2 separate regions of the Mus musculus genome follow, and region 1 is linked to region 2. Evidence: chromatin loops called from intact Hi-C (ENCODE). Cell type or tissue: gastrocnemius. All regions are shown on one strand. Each heading gives the region's core, and the rest is flanking DNA. Links, peaks and the distances in the headings are about the cores only.

Region 1 (10,330 bases), core at 1,496-9,495, 430 kb before region 2:
TAACCACTGAGCTATCTCATCAGCAACACCTCCCCCCCATACACACACACACACACACACACACACACACACACACACACTTAGCTTTATGCAGAGCAAAAACACACTTACCCTATTTTTATGGCAAGAGCTGATATTGCAACTTGGAGTGAGGCACCAGGAAATTTTTGGTTCCTGCTCTGTTATCTATTCTTGGTGAAGGAATATCTAAGATGTCATCCCAGGATCCTAATAAAAGGGAGTTCCAGGTCATAAAGGAGCAAGGGGCATATTTAGCTTTTAAACTAATTTGCATATATATATATGAAAATCACACATATGTACACACGCAATACACATACACATACACACACACACACAGGAGGCAAAGCTTTACAGTTAGGAACTCTCTGGAACAGCTGATCTAGGAAAAGTGAGGAAATATCTCTCCACTTACAGGGAGAACTAAGTCTTACTTTTAAAATTGTTTTTATTGCACTTAATACCTGCATGGATAGTTATTTACTACTTTAATTCAACTTGCTGCCTTTTAAGTATAGCTCCGTTCTAAGCTACCATCTTCAAAATTGTAGGCTTGGTGTATTGAAGATATTTGTAATTTAGAATAGAGCTGTCATCACCAAAGAAGGACTAGTCAGGCAGAGACACATGGACCAGTCTTCTATAGGCAAAGTCCAGAAAAGAGGTGGCTCTGTACCCTGCCCAGGCACCTCCTCACAGAATCCCAGGGGAGTGGCACACTGTCTGCTAATGGCTCTTGCCAATGGAGGATACCAAGAGAACAAACCCCCCTTTTCCAGATTCTGCCTAAGAAGAAAAACAGTTATAGATGTGTCTTGCCACCCCTGCAAACAAACAGCCTATTCTAAAGGTCTTACTGGGAGCTACTACCACCAGAAACTGCAGCTCTAGGGTCTGCAAACTGGCGGCCAGCTGCCTTGGTTCTCTGAGAACATCTCGAAGTCTAATAATGGGAGACAGTGAATACCAGGTCCTCAAGGCCTTCTTGCAGATAGGGTCAGTCGGAGGGCCTGGAGATCAGCACAGGGCTTGCTCCCTCAGCCATAATAACTCCTCCAATTGGTGACTGCATCGAGGTGACCAGGACTCTATCTTCCAAGAGCTGCATGCGAGCACTTGCCAGACTTTCAACTCTCAAGAGTCTCCAGAGCTACCAAGAATTAAACAAGGGCAGAGAAGAGACAGGGTTGTCTCCTCTGCCACCTGGCCCAAGTGAGGATACTCCAGCTCAGTCCAGGAAGCCAGTCCTCCCAAATGTTCCCACACTCTCCTTCAACCATCAGGCTCCTCCCCTGTGGATGGAGGATGGAACCATCATCAAAAGGCCATTCCCCATAAAGAAAGGGACACTGAAGAACACTGAATTATTATTTTTCTACTGCTATTGAACATCATTTTCTCTTCATGCCATCCGTATAAATGTAGAAATCAGTACCATGCTTCCATGTCCAGTGATGAGATAAACTTGCCGTGAGATATATATTTATCAGAATTATGTAAACAGATGCAGCACGGAGGTGCACACCAATCATCCCACCTCTCAAGAGGTGGAGGCAGGAGGATCGGAAGTTCAAGGCCAGCCTGGACTACTGGAGACCCTATCCTTAAGAGCAACGACGACAACAAAGCATAAACAAACAAGAAAGCAGGTCACTACACTGAGGTAGGGTAGCCACAACACAGATCATAAGAGGGTTCTAGAGCAACTGGAATTAAAAGGAAATCATGCTTCACTTTTCCTATGCCTTAAACAGACATGATCAGCCAATATTTCTTGAGGAGTCACCTGCTTGGCACCCTGATGCTATCTCTCCAAGCTTGTAACAAGGAAGCTCAAGGGTGCCACGTCTCACAGCTGGAACTGTGCCATTAGATCTCCGAAGGATGGAGAAAGGGAGAGAAGGAGGGAGCGAGTTCATCGATGTAGTTGGTCACCACCAGCTCTGGTTTTAGCTGACACAGATCAGACCCTTGGAGGCGGACCTCAGTCTGAAATCACGGCTGTGGGAAGACAAGACAGAGAAAGGGTAGAGCAACATTCCCACTCAACTTGTTAAAAACAAAAGGCCATCACTCTGGTATCAGCAAATGTTACTGGGGGGTAATAAAATGTCATTCTATCTCTGCTGGCAAAGGACTCACAGGGAGATGGCAGATGGGTTTGCAGGAGCAGGCTGGTGACAGCAGGGCCATCAAACAGAGTGCATTTGCTCAGGGAGTCAGCAGTGAAAAGACGGGGAGAGATGGAGGAGAGAAAAGAAAGATAGAGGGAGACACAGAGAGCGAAAGAGGCAGAGAGGAAGAGACACAGCAAGGAGAGAGGAGAGAGACAGAGAGAGAGAGAGAGGGAGAGAGGGATACAGACATGGCGAGGAGAGAGGAGGAGAAAGATAAAGAGAGGAAAGAGGAAGAGAAGATGTGAGAGAGATGAAGATAGAAGGAGATGAGAGGGAAAGAGAGACACTGAGGGGCAGGAAGAGAGGTAGAGGAAGAGAGCGGCAAAGAGGAGCTGGTCATTAGTGGGTTAGTCTTTACCACCTTACCGAGAGAGAGACAGAGAGAGAGAGAGAGAGACAGAGACAGAGACAGAGACAGAGACAGACAGACACACATATAGACACACCATAGATACACAGACACACAGAAAAACAATCACACACACACATACACAGACACACAAACACACACATACACACAAACACACACATACACAGCTCTACATACACCTCCCCCACCCCTGCTCTTATGCTTTTGTGTCTATTTGCACATCCATCCTTGGATCTCATTTTGGGAAGATGAGCCACTGTCTAATGGAGCTGAGAGCTGACATTTCAGAGGGCGGGGAGACAAATGACACCAATGACATCTTATAGTTAGTTCAACATTGTTTCCTTGCAAATGGCAAGTCACACTGCACTCATATATCCCAGGAGCCAAAGTTAAAAGCTTTCCTTAAAAGCTGCTTAAAATGCCTTAGTTCACAAAAACCAAAACAAGCCAGTGATCTTTCCCCCTGCCAACTTTGACACCAGCCACAAACTCCACAGCCATGCCTCCCCATGCACATGGCCTCTGAAAGCCAAGCAAAGCTGAACCACAACACCAGGGAGCCACATAATGATTAATCCTGTTTCCTAAGGAGGAGTCAAACAGAAACTCAAAATAGTTCAGAAGTGGCTGGAAGCAACCTAGCCTAGTTGAATAAATGGGTCCTCCGTGGCTTAGACTAAATTACCCTCTACCTAAGAATGCCAACTACTTACAGTCTTTAGTAGCCAAATTCATTTGTTCAATAAAATGCAGATATGGGTCAGAGTCTGGAAGCACACGGGATAACACAGGGTCTGATCTAATATCAGCCTTGGAGACAAATATAAACCAGGTGAGAAAAGGACCCAAGAATCTCACCCAGCTGTGAACCCTGCAAGCTGCAATAACAATCAGCTGGCAAGATGCGCCCATAGGGGTACTAGTGGTATGAACCTTATGGGAATAACCAACCACTTTCGGGTTGGATTTAAAGACAAGACAGAACTCATGTCTTGTCTTGTTAACTGGGCCAAAACTACATCACTGGCTAGACCATAGGCCCTCGGGGAAAAGCTAGTACTGTTATTCTGGTAGAAAGCCAGTATATTACATGTAAAAATATAACTTCCTTTCTTCAGATTGGTATTGCATCTGAATACCAATACAAACACCTATTGGTTAAATGGTGACTTCTTTCTTCATTCATCTTTCTAGCTAATATTATACTTAAGGCTGAGGATTTACAAGAAATAAAAAGATACTTTTAAAAATTTATGTAATTACTTCTACAAAGGAAGGGTTAAAAGGCATGATATACAGAGTGAACATCTCTTACCTACAGACCTTCATGCACCAACCCGTGAGACATTGGCAAAACCAGGTCTTTTTGATGTCGCCCCGATGAGCCAGGCAGACCAAACCTTTGCTCTATCCGAGTCATACAGACAGAAGTAATTTCAAGCCCCATTAAATAACTATTCATCTTCGCTTGGTAATGTGCCTATGTTCTGCTGGGTCTGCTTCAAGTGTTCTGTGTACACAGGCCAGACGCGACCTTCCAGGTATTGTAAAGACTTTAAAGCCTCTGATAAAATAACATCCTGTGGCAAGGGATGATGTCAAGCCTGGTATTTTAACTTCGATCAAGATGCAGAACTATGAGAGTATTCAATTATCTAAATGCGACAGTGTTACATGGCAATGTTCCCCGGGCTGACATATTAATCTACTTGACATTCAACACATTATGCTGTGTTTTTATAGAGTGATAGCCATTTCAGAAGGCCAGAGCTTCTGCCTTTCAGCTGGGCCCCCCCGTGTACCCTGACTGCTTCTATCAATGCACTTATTATTGATATAAAGGAGGCACATTTAAATGTCTCAAGGAAGGAAAGTACATGGGGATTTCAGGAGAATTAGCTCAAGGTCAAGGATGCACGCATGATAAATCTGCCCTGTCTTTTATTCTGTCCTGAAGAGATGGATTTTAGATGATGGTAGAACTACTTCATCGTCAATAAAACCCCAGCCCACAGTAGCTTCCCCTTTAAGGAAGCTCCCTCCTTGAACTTTCTGTAATAAAAACATAGAAACAGGGGAAAGCTCCTGACCTCCTCCTCCCCACAGATAACGAGCATTCTCAGGTCATGCACCAATGCCTCCTGCTCAACAACAATTTGTTAAAACAGCTTCCGAGTGTGAACCGAGGTGAGGTGTGAGGTGAGGTGTGCTTTGTGTAAATTATCTTGTTTAGCGTTGTAATTAAGGAGGGAAACAGCAAACCTTAAGATTCTCTCAAACACTTACTTGACTGACAAACACATTTAACATGTGGGCGGGGCGGGGCCCCTCCCCCTCCCCCACTTAACCCATTAACATTTCAAGTTGCTTTTCCCAAAGGGAACAGGCTTGTGGGCATGTACGTGTAGTGTTACATGTGTACATGTATGCACACACATGTGGAGGTCAAAGGACAACCTCGTGTGTCAGTTATCATTAAGACCATTCATTTTGCTGAGACAAGGTCTGGAACTTTTCAATTAGGCTAAACTGATTGGCCAGCAAGCTCAAGGGAATCCTGTCTCTGCCTTCCAAGCTCTAGAATTACAAACACGTGCCACTGTGATCAGCTTTTTCATGAGTTTGAGGGAACTCAGCTACCTGCCCTTGCCCTACAAACACTGTCGTGATGAAGCGATCTCCCCAGTGCCCAGACAAGCCTCTAAAAACATAGAAACGAGGAACAAAACCAGAGTAGGTACCCAGGTCGGCACCATCTGCCACAGGAATGAGCCACAGAGAATGCTAACCAGTAAGCTCTCAGATGTGTGTGTAGCATCATTACCCACCAGCCTGGTGCAGCTGCATGAGAAAGAGCCCAGTCAATCACAGACCCATGACGGATACTAGGTAGTCATCTGAGGCCATTAAGTTATTACTGGGTGTGTGTACCCAACACTAATATACCAATTTTCCCACTGGAGGACATTATGGATGGTTACTTTGCCAAATATTTAAAAAGAGAGCAAGTTTAGATTCCTTGAGCTCCGTATGTACCGCAGGTGTAACCCACGGTGCCCTTGTCTTTACCAAATGTGCTAGAATATCCTGTCTCAAATGTTGTGCCCAGATGTCTGGGTCCCCAAAGACCACCAGGAATCTGAATCCATATGTAAAAGCAAAGAGCTTTTATTCAAGCTTTAGCTCGGACACTCAGACCCCTCCAACGACACAGCGGATGGATTCGTGCTGAGAGCCCCAGTCTCAATTAGGCAGGGGGGGTGTGGGGAGGGGGAGACTCTAGCCTAGCAGTTGCCTTACTTGGCAAGGGGTATCTTGGCACACAGGGATTGGTCAATGATGACTTCAGCCAGCTTGATCAATTTATTTATAACCTCTGAAATTTTAGGCACTTTCCCTCTATTCCCTGATTGGCTCGGACCCAGGGCAGCTTCTTTCTGGGATTGTTTGTTTCTATTAACTAGAGTTCAAACCAGGGACAAGCAGGCTCAAGACGGAATCAGCTTACAAATTGGTGTTTCTTCCATCGCCTGTGTTCCTCATTAAATGCATTCAGTGTTCCTCCAAGACCACCAGACACAAAGCATGCAATATACGTAGGCAGATGATAAGCGCACATTCGTGAAATTATATTTCTAAGATTTATTTTCATTTGTGGATGTGTATTTTAGCTGCATAATTCACGTGTGCAGTTCCCACAGAGACCAGAAGAGGGCAGCAGACCTAGTGGAGCTGAAGTTACAGGCAGGCATGAGCCATCTGACGTCAGTGCTGGGAACCAAACTCGGGTAACATGGAAGAGCAGCAAGCATTCTTAAGCTCTGAGCCCTCATCTCTGCTGCTTAACATATGTGTTTTTGAAGTGTCAACATTTTGTCCCGTTCTTATGACTCATTTATCACAATTTGTTCATATAAAACCTAAAAATCCATTTAGGAATACTGACAGCTGACAAGAATGACAAAAACATTATCCTCTGTGACTCTCCAAACTAGCTCCATTGTTTAAATTAAACATCAGTACAGCACCACTGCTTTGATTTTGAGAGCAAAAGATTGATTCTCCCCAAGGGGTGTTGTGCCCTGAGTTCACGGGAATCCCAGAAGAGACCAAGAATTGCAAACTCGGCTGCAAATGAGTCTTTTACTTTCAAGTTCGAATTCAGTTCGCCCACCTAGCACTCACTACATGAATGCTGGCAAGCGACCCTGAGTCCAGAAAACATTGGGGTTATATACATAGGAATAGTGTGAATATTCACATAAAGGGGAGTAGAGGGGGCTAATGGACATCTGTTCAAGGACTAATTTTATGGCCCGTTGTAACTGTCTGTGACCCAACCTCTGTTTACCTTTTACTTTTTCCATGGTCTCCCTCGAGCTTGTTATTTCTCTAAGGTCTCAAGGACTGGCACCTGGAGAGTTATCAGGGGGAGTGTTGGATGCCATTCTAATGTTAGGGGAGGGGGAGGGGCTGCTGCAGGAAGTACAGTAACAGGCAGTACAGAAACCAGCTGTCTGCATATCATGCTTGCCGTGAGGGGTGGGGGAAGAGGCAAATTGTCTGCACAACACTGAAGTCTCTCTAGTATCAGTGATTCGGGGGTTACAACAGGGGTAAACACTGAGCCCCTCCCTCCAGTAGTCGTGCCAGGTAAACAGGATTGCAATGTACAAAAAAATAGAAACAGAAGCCAGATGTCTGCTATAATCTCATCAATCGCCACTTGGGCACCTGTGATGTTGGGCGTGTTTCTTTTTCGTTAGAGCTCAACTTTATCTAATTTAATTTACGGGAATCCCTCTCCCAGTGTTTAATTTGATCGGTTGGAGTCTACACGCAGCGTTTCACACCCAAGAGTGTGATAGACCTGGGAAGGAGAGGACATACTCTAAAGAGTTGCAGCTATTCCTCGGCGCCTTAGGCTATTAGACCTTTGAAATAATGACACCTCTCCCAATTTAAAAATTCTCCAGGAATTCCATGCTGGAAAAACTGAATTCTGGTGCTGACCAGAGGGGAACCTTGTCTCCCAGGAAGAGATTCTGTGCGGTTCTGACATTTTTGTCAGCCATCCTTACTGGACAGACTATGCTGTGTCTGTAATGGGCTGGACCACACCTGACTAGGACAGTTTATTCATGCCTGGTGCTTTCTATTTGAACCTAAACATCATGTCAGAATCCTGGAAGACAGACTGGGGTACCCTTCTTATTTGTTCCTCTTCTCAACATGGTCATTTGAATAAATCTCCTTTTCTGCTTTTCGGCATTATTTATCTCTAATTGGCATATTGGAGGTTGGATGGCCAAACTCAGCTTATTGGGACTTTCAGAACCCAGATTTTTACCTTCAAACCTCCACTAACAACATCACCGATTGCTTATTGTCTTTATAGCTTCTGAAGGAAGCTGTATCTAGCAGTCATCAACTCTACTTCCCATGGCCCCTGTACTGGCTAGTTTTGTGTTCCAGCTTGACACAAGTTAGAATTATCAGAGAGAAAGGAGCCTCAGCTGATAAGATGCCCCCATGAGATTCAGCTGTAAGGCATTTTTTTTTTTCAATTAGTGATCAATGGAGGAGGGCTCATGAATGGAGCCATCCCTGGGGCTGGTGGTCCTAAGTTTTATAAGAAAGCAGGCTGAGCACCCCTCCATGGTCTCTGCATCAACTCCTGCCTCCAGGTTCCACTCCTCCTTGAGTGCCTGTCTTGACTTCCTCCAATGATGGACTATAATCTGGAAATGTAAGCCGAATAAACCCTTTCCTCCCCAGCTTGCTTTTTGGCCATGGTGTTTCCTCACGATAATAGAAACCCTGACTAAAATAAACTCCAAATCCCTGCAACCACCAATCAATTTCCTTTATGGATTCATGATTTTGAGGATTTAAGAGGGATCATATGGTATTTAATGTGTTGTGCCTGGCTTCCTTCACTTACCATGATATCCTTAGGGGTTGTATACTGTCCCGTCATATGGATACACCACATTGGGTTCACCCATTTGTTTATGGATGGCCACTTGGATCTTTTCCACTTTGAGCTGTTAGTAGTTCTACCTCTAGGATCATTTATATGCAAGTTTGGTGTAAAAGAGCATTTCTAATTCTATCAAGAGTGTTCCTAAGGGTGAAATTGTTTCTTCTCTCTATGTTTCTGTTTACCCATATATCCATGGGCAGGATAAAATACCTACTTCATAAGGTTACTATAAAGATTCAATTAATTAAATTTATCTAAGAATAAATGTAGGGTGTTTTTCCAGAACCCTAACTATTAACACGTTTCTCTTCCCACCATACCCTGGGCTTGGTTGCTTAGAAATTCCTAGCTTCTTGGCTCTGAACTCATGTTTTTTGTTTCGTTTTTGTTTTTGTTTTCTCCAATGGAAGCATCTTTATCCTGCTTATTCATGGACAGAACTTTTCATCTTTTAATTTTCAACAAAAAAGGTCTTCTTGGTAGGGTCTTCTCTGGTCCCTCATGAAAACAAACTCCTTTCTCAGCCTCGGGCACAACTTGTCTGCTGGTTCTGCCAAGCTACCATAAGAAACACCAGCAACCACTTCACTTGTTAACCATCCCTCACTGCGCCCCCATGAACAGTTGAACATAGTATGTACAATGTCCCCACCTTGATCTCCTTCATCAAGGACAAGATACACACCTTTATGCTCAAGAACTGTCTATTGAAGAAGAAAATTGGCCAATTAAAATAATTTTGTGTAATAATACTTTATTGGATATAATTTCCCTAATTTCAATAATTATTTCATATTTAGTTTTGGTCTTGATTCTAATTTTACCTCTAATGAGTATATTAGGGTATTTTGACTAGTTCTACATTGATATTCTGATAGGTCAGTGCACGGATTCAGGTCATATGTATATACTCACCAGTGACTGAGATGCTGATCCTAGGAACAAGTTAGTCTCATGACACACACACCCATGAGATCTCAAGGAAGTTTCAGGTATAAGTCCCATATTAGATTCTGAAAAGTAAAGTAAAAAACCTACATCTCTTGATTAAGTTCATCTTGACCCAAGCTTGTTTCTGTGGCTCTGACCACACTGGTCCTCACCAGCAACTGAACCCCCAAAACATGCATGTCAGAGGAAATTCTACTATATATGACATCTAACAAAATCTCCCAATGTGTAAAAATGCTTAATTTGGGAGCTGGGGGGTTCTGGGGTTAAGCTCTCTTGATGCTCTTGCAGAAGACCTGAGCTCAGTCCCCAGCTCCTAAGTCATTCATCTTACAACCAATCATCTATAAGTCAAGCTCCAGGGGCATCTGTCATTTATTTCTGGTATCCATTGGCAACTGCACTCATGCACATGTGTGTGCACGCACACACACACCCCCACACACCCACCAAACATGCATGTGCACGCACACAAATACATTCATATATATACATTTAAAGATTGAAACAACATTGAAGCATTTGTTGTAGAAAATGAAAGAAACTTCTCACCTGGGCCCATTTCCCTTACCCCAGGATCATGGGGCAAGCATGCCATTCTCTAACCGCAACAGTCAAATTTAAACTGAGAAACCAGTAGTTGCAGAATGGACCACTTATGAGCCCACCACCTGGTTAGGTTTGCCCATTCTGCAATATTGCTCCATCACCAACTCTCGTGTTTCTCTCTCTCTCTCTCTCTCTCTCTCTCTCTCTCTCTCTCTCTCTAGCTTTTTTTCCATTAAGGCTAAGTCACTGTCTATCATTTTAGCTATGTCTAGA
Region 2 (10,330 bases), core at 870-8,869:
TAGACTACTACACGGGGCCAAGCAGGACTAAGCCCTGTGACTTGCAAGGCAACAGCGCCGTCCCTACGATTTGCAAACTTGTCACTAGCAAGGCTGGGGGCGAGGGAGGGGCTCGGGTGGAGGAAGGTGGAGAACCCTATCTACCCCATTCCACAGACACCCTCTCCAAACAAAAGCATCAAGGGTCAACAAAGCAAGGCTTGTCAATTTCCCCCAGGGGACAGTGGTCTGTCTCTGCATCACTAACTTCCAAAGCCACAGCATGAACAAACACGGTTTGAATGATGGGGCCCCCTAGTCGCTAAGCCGGAGGATTGGTGCTGACTCCAACCAAGTGCAATTCCGTATGCTTCAGCCCTCACGAAGCTCCAAGAAGTCCGCCCACCGCTCTCCTTCCCGGGGTAGCTGCCCACGCAGGAAGAGGGCACAGGCAACAGAACGTGTGCTATAGGAGCGCCTCCGTACAGCTGAACTCTTCAAGCCCCACTTCCAGGGTCTCAGCCACTCAATCTAAGGTTGGTCCAGAAACGATCTAGAAAATGCAGCCAGTTCTAGATGAAGCTGGTTAACTCCCAACCAACCAACCAACCAAGTGTAGGCAGCTCTTTCAGAAACATCACCCTTGTTTTGGAGCTAAATATAGGCTTAGCAAACTGTGTTTCTCTTTATGTCCCTGGTGGGAACCGATGGAAGGCATGGGCAACCGAGGACCCAAAGTATGGCAAGCTATGCAGCCGAGAGCTGCACTGACACCTCCTAGGAGGGCCGGGAATGAGTTCCCAGGGGTGGCACATCCTCTCTTCTACCACAAGCCTCCCAGAGCCATCCACGCACAGGCTCTTCTGTAGCTGGGTGGGGCTGGACAGGGTGAGGGGACTCGTTCTGGCACAAGGCAAGAAACAGGCAGCTTCCTCCTTCAAGGTTGCCCAGGATGGCTTTTTGAACACAGCCAGGCGAACGCTGACCCCCGTGGAGAGAGAAAATAGCCACAACACTGTAATTTGCAAGTCCGAGGGACTGTGCACTTTGGCAACCGCGTCTCAGAGCTTCCGCTCTGAGGAAATGGCCTGGACCCCCGTCAGTGCCCCTCTCCAACCCACAGGGGAGTTCCAAGAGCAAGCAGCTCGAGGTTGCTCATTAACGGCGCCAAGGAAGAGCCCTCCACTTGAGGACCAGAGCCATCCTCCAGTGGTGCAAACAAAGCCCAAGGCTGGCCACCATCTCTCCAAGGGGAAAGTCTTAGTAAATATTTGGGGTCACTTGAGGTCATCTAGAAGGAAGGCAATATTTACTTTTGCCTATGCACAGTCATCCTTCCAAACAAGTTGGCATCCAGGTTTACTCCTAAGTGCGACCTCACCCAGGCAGTCGGAGCCGCAAAGTTGAGGGTGCATTTTTCCTTCCGCGTTCTGGGTATCTGTACGGTCGGTTTTTGTTTTAAGGAATGGGAAGCGAAGCTCTCAGTCTAAAGCTACCTGCTCCCAAAACGTGGGCTTTAAAGGTCTGGAGAACACAGCCCTCATACGCACATGAACAGGGCTCGTGACTGTCGCTTCTTCCCAGCCTTTGGGATTGTCTCTACTTGCCTGGGGTGGGGGAGGGGGGTACTGTCATTTTAGGATAAGCTTCCTCTACAACCAACACGTAGCAACACCGAGGTGGCTGAACCTAGCCAACTCCATCCCAGGCTGCAAACAGCATATAACTGGCTATTCTGACTTCCCCCATTCGCGGGGTTTAGGCGACAGCTGCGCAGGTGCCAGTCTGGAGCCAGACTCCCGGATCCCGGGGCGAGGGCTCTGAACACCTTCACGTTAGACATCACTAGGTGCCTGAGCGGACCACGCTCCCGGGTCCTGCTAGACCACGTATGGGTCAGGGTGCTGGGACGACCCGCGCTTCCAGAGGGTGAGCGGCAGGGTCACCTGGCTGCCTGCGGAAGCTACTTTGGGAGACAGCGGGAGCCACTTGGGGGAGCGGGTAGCTTTGGGAGGCTGGAAACAGAGGGGCAACCAGGCGCGGGAAGGACTGCAGCCAAGCCAGACATGGCCAGCCCAGACGACCTCCAGGCCCCGCAGGTGTCCAGACAACAGGACAGCAATCCACGGACGCTGGGCCACTACATCTCCAGCAGACCCCGGGGCCCGGGTGCCAGGCAGCGTAAGGAGGGGTATTTCAGGGAGCCCTGCCTGTGGCTCCCGGAGCCCCAAAAGGATCCAAAGGGCAGCTGGGACTGGAGAGGAGGCAAAGGGGACGCGCGCGGGGTTTGGGCCGCCCGGGGCTCCCCAGACCCGCCAAGAGCAGGAGGCGGCGGCCGCCCGGGACTTGGGACCCAGGCAGCAACTTTGCGCGCGGGGTCGGGGAGGGGACGCGGCCGCGTTACCTGCGCAGCGGAGCGCGCTCAGCGCCAGCAGCAGCCCGAGCGACGCGGCCGGGGCCCGCATGGTCCTCCCGGGAGCCGGCGCCGGGCTCCGCTCGCTCCTGCGCCGCCGCCTCCCGCACCTCTCAGCTCCGCGCTCGGCCGCCGGCTGCAGACGGCGCCCGGGCTCAGCGCGCGCCCGCCCTGCACTTGGCCGGAGTTGCGCGGCCCCCGCCGGCGCCGCGGCTCCTGCGCCCCAGCGCGCGTCCCATCCCGCCGCCGCCTCGGCCAGCGCCAGCTGCCGGCCGCCCCTCCAGCCAGCGCGAGAGTGAGCGAGCCGAGCAGGGAGGAGGGGAGGGAGGAGGGAGGAGGAGGGGAGCAGCCAGGAGGGAGGAGGAGGGAGGAGGACAGGAAAGGAGGAGGAGGAGGGAGAAGGGGAAGGGAGGAGGAAGGAGGAGGGAGAGGAGGAGGAGGAATGGGGCTAGAAGAAGAGGGAGGAGGATGGAGTTAGGGAAGGAAGGAGATGAAAGGAGGAAAGGAAGGGGAGAAGAAGAGGAATAGGGAAGAGAGGAAGAGAGAGGAGGAACATACCCAGAGATGTTAAAGAATAGAAAAAGAGGAGGCAGGGAGGTGTCCTCCCCCCCCCCCAGTCCCCTCCCCTCCTCCGGGCCAAGACACCAGGCGGCCACCCAGCGGTTAAGCGTCAGGATGTGTCACTCACTCCCAGGGGAGAGCACAGGGCCGCCAAGGCCTGTGGAGACCCGAATAGGTAGTCGGGCAGGGACAGAGAGAGCGTTTAGAGTGCGGAGCGGGTTCCCAGGGAGTGTTGGGAGGGAGCGCAACGCTGGGCGTCCCCGGGGTTGAGAAGGCAAGCAAGCTACCGGAGAGGCCCGCAGAGGAGGCATCTGTGAGGGATAGATTGCTGCGCGCAGACTAGGGCACGTGATAGATGTGGTGTGGCCTGAGAGCCCGCAAGAGTATCTACCAGCCTCAGGCAGATCAGAGCGCTCTTTCTGTGCTAAGGAGTGGGGAGAGGAGGCACGGCTCCGCCACCAAGGCAGGTCGTCCGATATGTCCACGAAGTGGGCCAGGCTTCAGCCCGGCGTGGGAAGAGAGTCCCAGCTTACAGGGACCAAGAAACTACAGTCCCTTTGAATGCACAGCCTAGTCCAGGCGACAGGTTGAAACAGGGAAGCTCCGAGGTGCTTCTCTGAGAGGCCCTGGAAGTTCCCTTCACCAGGCTGCAAAGCCAGACAGAGGCTGTGGTGTCTAAACACCTGAATTAGAGTCTGGGTTCTGCTCAACCTGCCACCAGTTTCTGGTGTCCTGGCTTGGCGTAGAAAAATGGGTCAGAAGCCGGGAGTGGTGGCGCACGCCTTTAATCCGAGCCCTCGGGAGGCAGAGGCAGGCGGATTTCTGAGTTCGTGGCCAGCCTGCTCTACAAAGTGAGTTCCAGGACAGCCAGGGCTATACAGAGAAACCTTGTCTCGAAAAACCAAAAAAAAAAAAAAAAAAAAAAAAAGAAAAAGAAAAAGAAAAAGAAAAAGAAAGAGAGAGAGAGAAAGAAAGAAAGAAAGAAAGAAAGAAAGAAAGAAAGAAAGAAAGAAAGAAAGAAAGAAAGAAAGAAAGAAAAAAAGAAAGATGGGTCAGACCTCAAATCAGTCAACAGGGATGATGCAGACTGTGGCCCAGCATCCTTAGTTGAGAACCCAGGGCAGGCAAAACTCATAATCCTCCAAAGAGCCTCAATTTCCCAACCTGAGACATAAAGTCAGGGCAGCCTCTAGCTGGTATTCCCAGGAATGCACACAGGAAACCCCTGACCCGATCCGCCAAGGGTAACACCCTCATGCTCGCTGCAGCCGTTATCACCGTGTCTGATTTGCCTCCATGGGCGAGTATCAGCACACTCCGGCCTTCCCAGCTGGTGAGGGGGCTGGTGGACCTACTTCATTAGTAGGGACTCATTAGTCCAGGCAGCTCCAGGCTCTTCCACAATTTTTTAAAAAAGAAGAAAAGAATAAGGAGCAGGAGCAGGTTAGTTACCAAGAACAAATTCTGCTCTGCCTGCAGCCCTCCTTCATAAGGAATCCTGTCTTTGCCATGCTCCTGGCAAAGGCATCAATAGGTGGACAGTGGGTTCTGGGTTTCTTTCTTTCTTTCTTTCTTTCTTTCTTTTTTTTTTTTTTTTTTTTTTTTTTTTTGGTTTTTCGAGACAGGGTTTCTCTGTATAGCTGCCTCTGCCTCCTGAGTGCTGGGATTAAAGGCGTGCGCCACCACCACCCCGCTTGGGTTCTGGGTTTCTTCTTGAGTTCAGAGGTTCTGTGTGTCCCCTCTCCCTGGTGACTATGGCTGTAGGGGATGCTACCCAACCTCAGGTACTTCTGGGTGCCACTCCAGTCACCTTTTCCACCTCTCCTTCATTTACTAGCGAATATCACTGAGCTGTGCACCTACTGTGCTCGAGGCCTGGGCTGGATGGTGAGGACTCAAGAAGTAAACACAGCAGGAACCGCCACTCTTGAGGAACTGGGATTGAACAGCAGCCCCGTGATGGAGATAGCGCAGGCTGCAGCCATAGCCAGAGGGAGGCCAGGGTGTATTGGACCAGGTCATCAAGAGCTAGGATCTGTGACCAGAGGGATTCTATGGCTTCCTTGGTAGGGGCATAGTACATGGAAGGCAGGCCACAAGCCAAGATCCATAAATCCCCGGGGGTGATGGAAGGCATCGGTTACCTTACCCCCACCTCACACACACTCCCGTTCAGTTCAGAGGTACCTCATCACATCTCAGAGAACCTCTAGAGCTGGGCCGGAGTGCGCTCCCCAGCTGACCCTTGCTGGTGATGATGTAATACCACAGAGGAAGGAGGGGTCTGTTTTGTGGAATGGCTGACAGGGAGAAGGCAGGTTAGTTGCTGTGCGACTTTGTAGAAACCCCTAACGCTTTCTGAGCGTCCCTGCTTTGGCCTGTACCTTCACTGGGCGAGGATTTCTGCGTGTTAACCAAGCCGGTGTTTCTGATAGTATTTATGGAAATTCTAAGCAGAGGGGTCTGGAGGGCCCAGAAGAGCTGAGGAGCTGAGGGTATAACCAGGAGACCCTGTAGCTCCCTCAGCAAGTGTATCTTCTCATCCCTGCTCAACTTCAAATCCCCATGTTTCACCTGGCCTGGGGAGTACCAAGCAGGACTCCCAAGGTTCTATACATACACAAAGAAGCTGAGGTTGGAAATGACTCTCGCCCTGGTTCTGTAGTGTGGTAAGGGAAATCTAACCTGACCTTGAGGTGTAGAGCTCTGACCACCCCGAAGTAGCAGGTGGCTGTTCCCTTGGGACCCTCCCAAGCCTGGCCTCTAAAACCCTGCCCAGGTGCCTCTGGGCTTTGGACAAAGAGCAACATTACCATCTTGTGGCCAAAGCGGGTAGTGCATCCCTAGGTGGTGCAGGTTCCTCGCCCGGGGAATCAGGAAAGCTTGGGGCTGAGGCTCTCCATCCCCAATAGCTGGGCTAGACCAGGCACCAGGCTTGACACAAGGAACCCCAAGTGCAAATCCTGGGAGAAAGGAAGGGAGAATGGAAGGAAGAAAGAAGAAAGAAGGAAATGAAACTCAGGGTTGAAGAGCAGGTTAACAAGATGCCAGAAGTCCCCCATAAGCCTGTGACTTGAGACCAGATGGGAGGAAAAGCAAGAGATCTCAGCAGGAAACGACACTCACCCCACACACCTGACTTCAGTCCCCGGAATCCACAACGGAAGGAGAGAGTTGACTGCCACACGTGTGCTGCGTTACATATAAAGCATCACCATTCCCACTTCATAGTCATGCACAACAATCGCTTTTTTTAAACCGAAATGGTCTCACTATGTAGTCCTTCTGGCCACTTGCTGACTGAGGGGGTGATGGGAGGGGCTCCCGTAACCACTTATGCCAGTGCCCACCAGCAGTTCTTTGCTTTTCTACCGGTGGAAGAAAGCAAAACGCTTTTCCAGAAAGTTTTAGCCACCGTGTCGTCGGGCTGATCCTGCACAGACCATTCTCTGAGAGGATACACTGTGGTGCTTAAACTCTGCTGCTCCTTCAGGCATTCTTGACTTGCAGCCAGAAACAGCCTGGATGATAGATGCCGGTTTTGGGAGAGCCCTGAATGGACAGTCAGTCAGTCGTGCATATTTAGCTCTCAACAGAACAACTTGAATAATGTATGTCAAAAAGTAGAAGAAAACACACACATACATACATACAAAATGTTTCTTCTCCTATGCTGGCTTTTTGAGGGGTAAGTAGTTCTCCAAATCCCGTGTTCCTGACACAGACTCAAGACATAGGTACTGAGAAAACAAAACCTAGATGACACTTGGAGTGTCTTTGGGTGCATTCCATACCCCTCTCCCCACACTCTCTCCCCACCCCTGTGATGGTTTGTATATGCTCAGGCCAGGGAGTGGCATCATTAGGAGGTGTGGCCTTGTTGGAGTAGGTGTGTCACTGTGGGTATGGGCTTTAAGACCCTCATCCTAGCAGCCTGGAAGTCAGTATTCTGTTTGCAGCCTTCAGATGAAGATGTAGAACTCTCAGCACCGCCTGCACCATGCCTGCCTGGATGCTGCCATGCTCCTGCCTTGGTGATAATGGACTGAACCTCTGAACCTGTAAGCCAGCCCCAATTAAATGTTGTCCTTATAAGAGTTGCCTTTGTCATGGTGTCTGTTCACAGCAGTAAAACCCTAATAACTCAGTGAGAGTGTCATGTGACAGCATTGTCACGAGACTGCATTGCTTCAAGCATTCTATATTGAAAGCATCTCTCATGCTGCCTAACAATGTTTCTCTGTGTGACAGTTTGAAAGATGCACTTGGCCCTGCCCTTAGGATAGTCCTTGTTTAGTTCCATCAGTTTCCCTGAGGAAAAACCAAAGGGCCCCCTGTGTTTCACTGGGGGGGGACGACAAAGGTTTGAGGCTGGAGTGTGGCTCAGAAGTGGAACAAGTTCCATCCTCAGCGTTGCAGAGGGAGGAAGGGGAAAGAAGGAAAGAAAGGAGCTGGAGAGATGGCTCAGTTGGTAAGAGCATTTGTTGTGCAACCCTGAAGCATTAGAGTTTGAACCCCGGCACTTGTGTGAAAAGCCAGGTGTGGCCATGAGCACCCAGAACCCTTGAAATGTGGGGCCGAGACAGCTGGATACATGGCCCAAAACAAGGAGTGTAAGAGACCCTGTCTTGAGGATTTAAGGTGGAAAGGGAGAGAGAGCACTTGATGTTCTACTTCAGCCTCTACACTTGCAAAAAATGGGGGGCACAGCGGGGGGGGGGAGACCAGGCCGGGGGGGCGGGGGGGAGATGGAGGCAAAAAAGAGAAAAAAAGAGAAAGAGGGCAAAGGAAAGTCTGTCTAAGCTGCTTTTCTTATACATGGTCAGATGCACCCTTAAATCCACACTGTGGAAGAAGGAGTCAGAGGTTGTCTAATACAGGTCTCCTTATAAAACACATTCAAGCTGGGCAGTGGTGGCGCACGCCTTTAATCCCAGCACTTGGGAGGCAGAGACAGGCAGATTTCTGAGTTCAAGACCAGCCTGGTCTACAAAGTGAGTTCCAGGACATCCAGAGCTACACGGAGAAACCCTGTCTCGAAAAAAAACAAAACAAACGAACAAAACACACACACACATTCAAATTCCCACCCTTTAGTGGCAGTGGCCAGTGGCCTCAGAGCTAATTCACAGCTCCAGACCCAGCCTTCTCTGCTTCCTTGAAGTTTTGCCTGCGAACCTTAGCCTTTAACAGCAGAGTGAAGGCTCCGGCCCCTTCAGTCCCTTGATTCAGTTTTAACGCTTCGCTGCGTCCCATTCGCTCAATAAGTGGAATATTCCAACAGAATTAGCTCCTTACCCACCCCAAATCTGTAAATATTGACGTTTACAATGAAATGTACGTGTTTGGGGAGATCATTGCCACCTCCAATGTCATCACCTTTTATATATATTTACTTAATATACATGTAGGAGTATGTGACTTCCTGTATGTACATCACATGTGTGCAGTACCGGTAAAGGCCAGAAGAGGGCAGCAAAGTCCCCTGGAGCTGAGGCCACAGACTGTCAGAATACTCTTAAAGCCACTGCTGCTGTGGCTGTTGCTGCTACTGGTTTGTTTGTTTGTTGTTTGTTTGTTTGTTTTATTTTGCTTTGGGATTTTATTTGTCTGTTTGTTTGGGTTGGATTTGGGGGCTGTGTGTATGTGTGTGTCCATGTGCTGGAAGTCTACACATAATGTGGAATGCACTCGTATGTGCTCCACCTTTGAGCATTGCCAGCCCCTCTCAGTGTATGAATCCAGACGCTTCGGAGAAACCCAGCATCCTGCTCTCTGCACATGGGGCCTGGGTCCTCAGGACACCACAGGTTTCTCCCATCTGCCTGCCCTTTCCCTTGACCACATCTGCCTATGTGGTTCTTAAATCATTCCTAACTCTCATAAATTCTCCATATCCTCTCTTCTTTGTTCAGGAGCCCTTCCTGTGGGGAAATGAGAGAGCGTTTAGTGTCACACCAAGATTCGTGCTAATTAGCTTCTAGGGTGTGAGGAGTTCACAGCCCTGTGGCGGTGAGGGATCCCTTAGCCCAGAGCAGAGTAGGGAGACCTTGGGATTGTCTGTGGAGGGGACACCTGTAGTCCCACGTGATCTTCTGAGCAAAGCCGGCTATAAGCAACCGGCTCTTCTCATCCCTGCGTGTAGCCAACAGGAAGCTGTAAGTTTCCCCCTGAACCAGAGGACTCAGCAATGACATTTTCATTATGACAAACCCCTAAGTAAGGAGGGACTCAGGGCTTGCACAGGCTGTGGCTTTGGGTCCAGCTGGTGTCATGACTCAGAATCTTCAAGGTCCATGAGAAGATTCTTCTCAGCAGCTGAAGAGCAGGAAATATTGGCATGAAGTAAGGTCACGGTGATGATAAAATGACCCTCGAGGATGCCTGGGGCATGCTCAAAACGCACATGAATGCAGTAGTAACAGAGGCCAGAAGGGGGCGCCAGATCCCCTGGAGCTGGAGTTAAAAGTAGCATCAATCCATCCGATGTAGGTGCCAGGAACCAAACTGAACCTCTGTAAGAGCAGTATGTGCTCTTAACTGCTGAGCCATCTCTCCAGCCTGTCCTTGCCCACCTCCAGGATTTATCCTGAGTAGAAGTGGTTGAGCGAGTCACAGAAAAAGAAGAGAGTGGACACGCCCACATTCAAATTTCCCACCCATTAATGGAGGTAGCTGGCAGCCTCAGAGCTAATTCACGGGTCCAGACCTGGAAGCAGCCTTCTCTGCTTCCTTGAAGTTTTGCTTGTGAGCTTTTAAGGATGGAGTTATCGCTCCAGCCCCTTCACTTCCTCGATTGCTACCACAGTTGCAGAGGCGGTGGTGGCCACACCAACAGCAGTGGCAGGAGAGGAGCTGAAGAGTTCCTGGCAGGGCAGCACCTGGGGCAGATGAGAGGAGGAACGGGAGTGAAAGAAGAAACAAAGAGGGCTGGAGGAACGAAACAGGAAAGCAGGTAAAGAGGGAAGAGTCAAGGCCAAAGATAGAAGGCATGAGGAAGCAGGTTAGATCCTGCCTGCAGCCAGGACTCACAGAGCTGGGACACTGTCACTGTCCCAGCACTTGAGGACCATCCGGGAGCTGTGACATAAGCAGACACAATGCCTCCTGCTGGTGCTGCTGCAGCGGCTGATGGAAGCTGGGAATTGCAGAAATAGCCAAGTACCAGGCCACTGGTGGTTAAAGCACAGAGCCTAGAATAGTGAGTCTCCACATCTCTCACTGAGCTGAGAGCCTCTGGGTCTCCAGCCCCGCCCCTAGGTCTTGGGCACTCCAGGGCCCTGGAAGGAATGTCTCCTTTCCTACCCACAATTCCTACCGAGGTAGAGCCGAGAAGCCCACCAGCTGGCTGGTGACAGGATGGCCATTGTGCTTGGG

Evidence for each region. Hi-C counts contacts between places; a loop is a spot of excess contacts. Peaks named below come from ENCODE experiments on the same cell type or tissue, not always from the same donor. Only the 100,000 strongest peaks of a DNase experiment are listed, where the experiment ranks them.
Region 1: a loop joins it to region 2, with 4 times the contacts of the local background. A loop is called at or near these places in 9 of 42 quality-filtered maps.

The regions. Positions count from the first base shown.
Region 1 is chr5:125,960,198-125,970,527 of GRCm38, reverse strand. No RefSeq gene overlaps it. Among named protein-coding and RNA genes, the nearest start is that of 1700048F04Rik, 37 kb to the right of the region's middle. In gastrocnemius, for the core only: a CTCF peak has its summit at 6,279 (motif pointing right); DNase peaks (open chromatin) are centred at 2,185 and 6,275.
Region 2 is chr5:125,524,744-125,535,073 of GRCm38, reverse strand. Tmem132b (transmembrane protein 132B) reads right to left here and starts at 2,656. Exons shown (of 9, transcript NM_001190352.1): 1 at 2,384-2,656. The coding sequence starts at 2,444. In gastrocnemius, for the core only: a CTCF peak has its summit at 8,412 (motif pointing right); DNase peaks (open chromatin) are centred at 3,141, 5,072, 5,756, 8,417 and 4 more places; H3K4me3 peaks cover 1,151 bases.